Regions from separate parts of the Homo sapiens genome. Here region 2 is linked to region 1. Evidence: read pairs that join two places in POLR2A ChIA-PET (ENCODE). Cell type or tissue: HepG2. All regions are shown on one strand. Each heading gives the region's core, and the rest is flanking DNA. Links, peaks and the distances in the headings are about the cores only. Region 1 overlaps LAD1 (ladinin 1). Region 2 has its middle 17 kb from the start of TMEM9.

The links. Peaks named below come from ENCODE experiments on the same cell type or tissue, not always from the same donor. Only the 100,000 strongest peaks of a DNase experiment are listed, where the experiment ranks them.
Region 2: POLR2A ChIA-PET joins it to region 1 with 5 read pairs; 2 of 35 experiments call an interaction of 5 or more read pairs at or near these places.

The regions. Positions count from the first base shown.
Region 1 is chr1:201,389,445-201,392,345 of GRCh38, reverse strand. The region is part of intron 1 of LAD1 (ladinin 1); the gene reads left to right. Among named protein-coding and RNA genes, the nearest start is that of LAD1, 8.4 kb to the left of the region's middle. RefSeq lists an enhancer at 2,617-2,901. In HepG2, for the core only: no CTCF peak of the experiment used is centred there; no DNase peak of the experiment used is centred there.
Region 2 is chr1:201,169,584-201,172,494 of GRCh38, reverse strand. It overlaps a transcript of TMEM9 not described here. Among named protein-coding and RNA genes, the nearest start is that of TMEM9, 17 kb to the right of the region's middle. RefSeq lists an enhancer at 1,088-1,247. In HepG2, for the core only: a CTCF peak has its summit at 1,246; DNase peaks (open chromatin) are centred at 974, 1,274 and 1,784; H3K4me3 peaks cover 1,038 bases.

The DNA of each region.
Region 1 (2,901 bases), core at 378-2,877:
CCTGTGAAGGGGAAGACCCTGTTGGTCTCATTCCCAGCTGTTCCCAGCCCCTGGAATCGTGCCTGGTACATAGTAGGTCCTCAAAAGTAATTTTTTAGTGAATATTGGCTCAATCCAGGGGATGCTGGACCTAGAAAAAAATCGGAGCGGTTCATGTGGTTCATCCTTCTCATTTTAGGAGGGAAAACTGAGGAAGAGAAAAGGAAGTAACTTGCCAAAGGGCAGGAGGACTAGAAACCAGATCACCTGACCTTGCCTTACCACAGACTCCCTGTGGAGGAGACAGGCTCAGTGGGAACTAGGGCTGAGCAGCAGGAGAGGCTGGGACAGCAAAGGGTAGAGAGTTTGGCATCTGGCAGTGGCAAGAGGAGGCCTTGCAGTCGTTGCTATAACTCTGGGAGGGAAGAAAGAGGCCTTTTCTAGAACCTTTTAACCTGATTTGCAGACAATGCAGGGGGAACCACAGAGAAGGGCTCCCCCAGCTGACTTTCACAGCCTGGTACTCCCCTGCTCACACCCCCTCCTGTCTCCCGGGGTGAAGCTCAGCCTCCTGTCCCCAGCAAACCCTGAACCTCGGTACCTTCCCTCTGCCTGGACTGCCAGCCCCACCCCATCGAAAGCCTGTTTGTTCACTGAGATGCAGCCCGGTTCATCTCTTCCATGAGCCTTTTCTGATAATCTTGGCCTATAGCATCTGTTCTCTCACACTGAAGAACAACTTATGCACTTTGGTTGGGGGAGTTATTGGTGGACACACTTCTCTTTTTCACTGGATTGTCAATATCTCCAGGGCAGAGACCCTGCCATGTTCTGTGATGCCCACACAGTTCCTGACATGGTGCTGGCTTGTCATAGTCATTCAGTTTTCATTTGCTGTTTGGTTGGACTGGAAGGGGTGGGGTGGATGGAAGATGGGCTGGTGGGAGGTGGTAGGTAGGGCAGGTGGATAAAGATGGTGGAAACAGCTGAGTGGCTGAGTACATGGATGTGTGGGCGAGTAGTAGATGGATAGACTGGTGGAGTTGCCTGGCTGGCTGTAGAATGCCTGCTTGGCCCCATGAATGAAGGGTGACTGGGGCAGGAACCAAAAGTAGAGTGTGGGGTCCCCTTGCTCCCCAGAGAAGTGAAAGTTGTCTGGATTTTCATCCAGATCTGTGGAGCTCCATGGCTCAACTCTTTCCACGAAGCTCTTTCCATCTGAAAGGTGAGGGAGGCTCCAAGAGCCCCTGGGAAGTGAAAGGAAGGCGATATTGGAGTTTTTTCCATGGGTAAATGGTTTTGTTTGTAAGTCTTCCCTTCCCAAAAGCTAAGAAATTCCATGGGGAATTGAGTGAGGAAATATCTCCATGACTGTCCACTGATGGATATTACCTAAGAATCCCAGGACCAAAAAGAGAAAGGCACTTGGCAAGTTCATCTGTTTCCTTCAGGCAGGACCAGGCCCGCCCTTCCACGTTCCTAGTCACCCCCGGTGATGGAGGCCCTCCCATTCTCATCCCGGGGTCCAGAGTACAGTTCAACCCAGTGGTTCCTATGTGGGGTGACTTTGCCCCCCAGGAGACATTTGGCAATGTCAGGAAACATTTTGGTTGTCCCATCTGGGGCATGTACTACTGGCACCCAGCAGGTAGAGGCTAGAGATGCTGCTAAACGTCCTGTGATCCAGGACAGCCCTGGACACGCAATTGTCTGGCCAAAGTGTCAACAGTGCTGAGCTGGAGAAACCCCAGTCTAATCCAAAGCCCTGCAGCTTTACTAGGAATTTGATAGACGTATGATTTGAACTACATTTAAAATGTTAAGTTTTTTTTGAGATGGAGTTTCACTCTTGCCCAGGCTGGAGTGCAATGGCACTATCTCGGCTCACTGCAACCTCTGCCTCCCAGGTTCGAGCAATTCTCTGGCCTCAGCCTCCCGAGTAGCTGGGATTATAGGCATGCACCGCTATGCCCAGCTAATTTTTTTTTTTTTTTTTGTATTTTTAGTAGAGACAGGGTTTCACCAAGTCTTGATCTCTGGTGATCCACCCTCCTCAGCCTCCCAAAGTGCTGGGATTACAGGTGTGAGCCACCGCGCCCGGCCTAAAATGTTAAGTTTTTGAGTAGTCACATTAAAAAAGTAAAAAGCAGCCCAGCACAGTGGCTCATGCCTGTAATCCCAGCACTTTGGGAGGCCAAGGTGGGAGGATTGCTTGAGCCCAGGAGTCTAGGACCAGCTGAGCAACATTGTGAGACCTCATTTCTACAAAAAATCTAAAAATTAACCAGGTGTAGTGGTGCACACCTGTAGTCCTAGCTACTCAGGAGGCTGAGGTGGGAGGATCACTTGAGCCTGGGAGGTTGGGGCTGCAGTGAGCTGTGATTGTGCCACTGCACTCCAATCTGAGCAACACAGCGAGATCCTGTTTCAAAAAAAAGGAAAAAACAAAATTAATTTTAATATTATAGCTCATTTACCCCAATATATCCACAATATTGCCACTTCAACACACAATCAATATACACAATTTTTTTCTTTCTTTTTTGAGACAGAGTCTTGTTGTGTCACCCAGGCTGGAGTGCAGTGACACAATCTCGACTCACTGCAACCTCTGCCTCCTGGGTTCAAGTGATTCTCGTGCCTCAACCTCCTCAGTAGCTGGGACTACAGGTGTGCACCACCACACCCGGCTAATCTTTTTTTTTTTTTTGTATTTTTGTAGAGATGGAGGTTGCCATGTTGCTCAAGCTGGTCTCAAACTCCTGAGCTCAGGCAATCCGCGTGTCTCAGCCTCCTAAAGTGCTAGGATCATAGGCATGAGCGACCGCGCCTGGCCGATGTACATAGTTCTTAATGAGACCTTTCACTGGTCTTCAAGATCCAGTGTGTATTTCACACAGCATGCCTTGGTTCACACCAGCC
Region 2 (2,911 bases), core at 245-2,744, 220 kb after region 1:
GCCCATGAAAATCTCACCTCTGCTAAATTCCACACCAGTGAGTACTTACTCCTTAACCCCCGAAACCTCCTGCCTTGCCTCGTTTGAGAGACATAGTGACAGAGAGTACACCTTTAACCAGAGGAATTCAAAATGCCTTGGAAGCAGGAAACAACTCCATGAATTCTTTGGGGGAAAAGCCCAAATCCTAAAACCTGGTTTCACATGGAGTGGAGCCTAGGCGAGATGAAATTAAAGTCCAGGTCAAGGAAGGTAGTTTCAATCAGCCTCAAAGAAATCCCAGAGCCAACTGGCCAACAGCTGCGTGCCCTTGGGTAAGTCACTTTCTCCTATCTGGGCCTCGGTTTCATTATTTGTTAAATGAGAGGTTTGGTTCAAAATGATTCCTAGTCTCCTACTCTACTCGGCAGACTTAAGAGCGGTTCTGAATACAGGAATCTTTACCAAAAAAAAAAAAAAAAAAAAAAAAAAAATCACACTCCAGGCCTTAGTTCCATTCCTTCTTTCCCTGAGAGAATCTTTGCAAAGCAGCAGCCCTCTTCCACCTGGTCATCCCCTGCCTCTCTACACTCATCCAGCCAAGTAATTAGCTTGGTTTCCTTCAAGTCAATTATCACCATTAAAAAAACAAACAAACAAACAAAAAACAATGAAATTGGCATTCCTTGGTGAGTAAACGTGCAGGCCAGACAGGGATGTGAGATCCACAATTCAAAGAAACCCTTGCACACTCCTGACGTGTTCTTTCCGAACACTCTTCGGAGTCTCAGTTTTATCCTCAAAAGGCAGAGAGGCGCAGGTTTTAGCTTAACCCACTGCGCAGGTGAGAAAACTGAGGTCCAGGGTGACGTCATGATCTAGGGCGAGCGGCAGGTGGGAGATTAGAACCCGAGAGGCTGCCGCGGCCTCTGCTCCCTCCCTGCTAGGCTCTGTCCCACAATGCACCCGAGAGCAGGAGCTGAAAGCCTCTAACACCCACAGATCCCTCTATGACTGCAATGTGAGGTACGTAATCTCTCTCGTGTGAAGTGTTTATGTGTAAAAACAGCGGATTAGTGTCTCCGTGCTGCTATGTCTTCTGGGATCAGAAGGACCCAGCCTCCTGCCCCTCCCTGGGACGCGGAGCGGTGACCTCCAGGCGCGGTAAATCGCCGCGGCGCCTGGGACCCAGCGGCCAGTGCACCCCCGCGGTGGGTCCCAGCGGGCTTTCCACGACCTTCGCCTCACGCTTTTAGCCCGCCGTCCGGCAGGGGGCCTGGGAAGTCCTCCCAGCCAGGATCCATTTCAAACTCTCCCACCTCCACCTGCCGCACCGCCCCCCGCAATCCTTCCAGGCTCGGCTCCCGGGTGGGGAAGGACGGAGCGAGCGGGCGGCTGGCTGGAGGCCCGAGTCTCGGGGATTGGTTACATTTCTCCCCGGGTTAATTACCACGGGGAGGGAATCTGAGCTGTGCCTGTCTCGGGCACAACAAGCCTTGTCGCCTGGTGAGAGAATCTCAATCTTACTCAGGTAACACCTGCTGGCCCGGCACAGAAATGTTCTCATTCTGCGGGACGCCACCTCCCACAGAGGACTGCAAACGCCCCAGGCGGCCTGGACCCGGAGTGGAGCCTCCCGGGGTGGAGACTGGACGGGGTGGTGACGGGATTGGACGGCTGGAGTGTGCGGTCACTAGGGGGTGGGGCTAGGGCGGGCCACGTTTGGACTGCGAGGCCCGGGCCTGAAAGGAATCCCTCTTTGGCCGGCGCCACCCTGTTCAACCCTGATGCAATACACTTGCCCTTTGCGTTTACCCGGGGCAAATATTTAACCTTTCCATTTTTTGCACTGACTTAATGAGTCTCGGTGTCTACCACAGGGCTTGACACATAGCAGACATCCGATATCTGTTTGTGAATGCTCAAGCCCGTCAGCGTGTCTGTCTCCTAGGGGAGTCGTGTTCTCAGACTTGTCAGCATTTCAGCACCCAGTTATGACATGTCATGTGGGCTACTACTGGTAAAAACTGAGCATCCAGATGAGTGCATTTTTCACTTTTAAAGGTAAATTGAAATAGATTGAAGATTATTTCCATTATAATGCTGCTCACTCTCTTGAGTCTGATGTGCTGTCATAAATGGAAGAGAAAAGGGTGGAGGTTGTAGGGTACATGTTATTTGGCTCTTGTTCTAGTAATAGCTTTTGATTTCATCTTGGGGGATGACATTGGGCTGATAATCAAGGTGTCCTGACCTTCCTGCCAAGGAGCAGGCTTGAGGCCAACTTAGGTCCAAGGGACTGATTCTGTCATCTGGACTTTGAATGCTGAATAGTGACCTGAGAATAAGGGAAAAATCCATCACAGCCAATGCACCCCCATGGCATGCCAGGGGAGGAAGCTCTGGTTTCTGCCTTCTTCAAGTCTTGTTCTTCAGTCGTTTCATAGATTATATGAATTTCCCACTTCTTTCCAACAAACTCTTTTTTTTTCCTTAAACGGTCAGTTTCTGTTGCTTAAGACCAAAGCACCTTAACTGCAGGAGTCACAGCTGAAGATTGGGAATATGTAACACCACCTAGCTTCTCTGGGAAGCAATTCAGTAGATTGTGTTCAGCACTAAAGAATCCTTAGTCTACCTATTATTTTAAAGATGAAGAACTAAGGTTCCAAGAAGTTCAGTGACCAAGTCAAGGTCACATAGCCAGATTCACAGGATCTCAGAGTTAAAAGGGAACTCAGAGTCATTCATCAAACTTTTCATCTGATATTTAATCTCCCTCTGAAATAGCTTCAGCAAGTGCTCATCCAAAAAAAAAATGTGTGAACACCCTCACTGATAGCAAGAAATTTCTCTGGGCAACTCATTTCTCTTCCACATGACATCCCCTCAGAGAGCCAAAGACTGCTATCACCACCAAGATTTTTCTTTC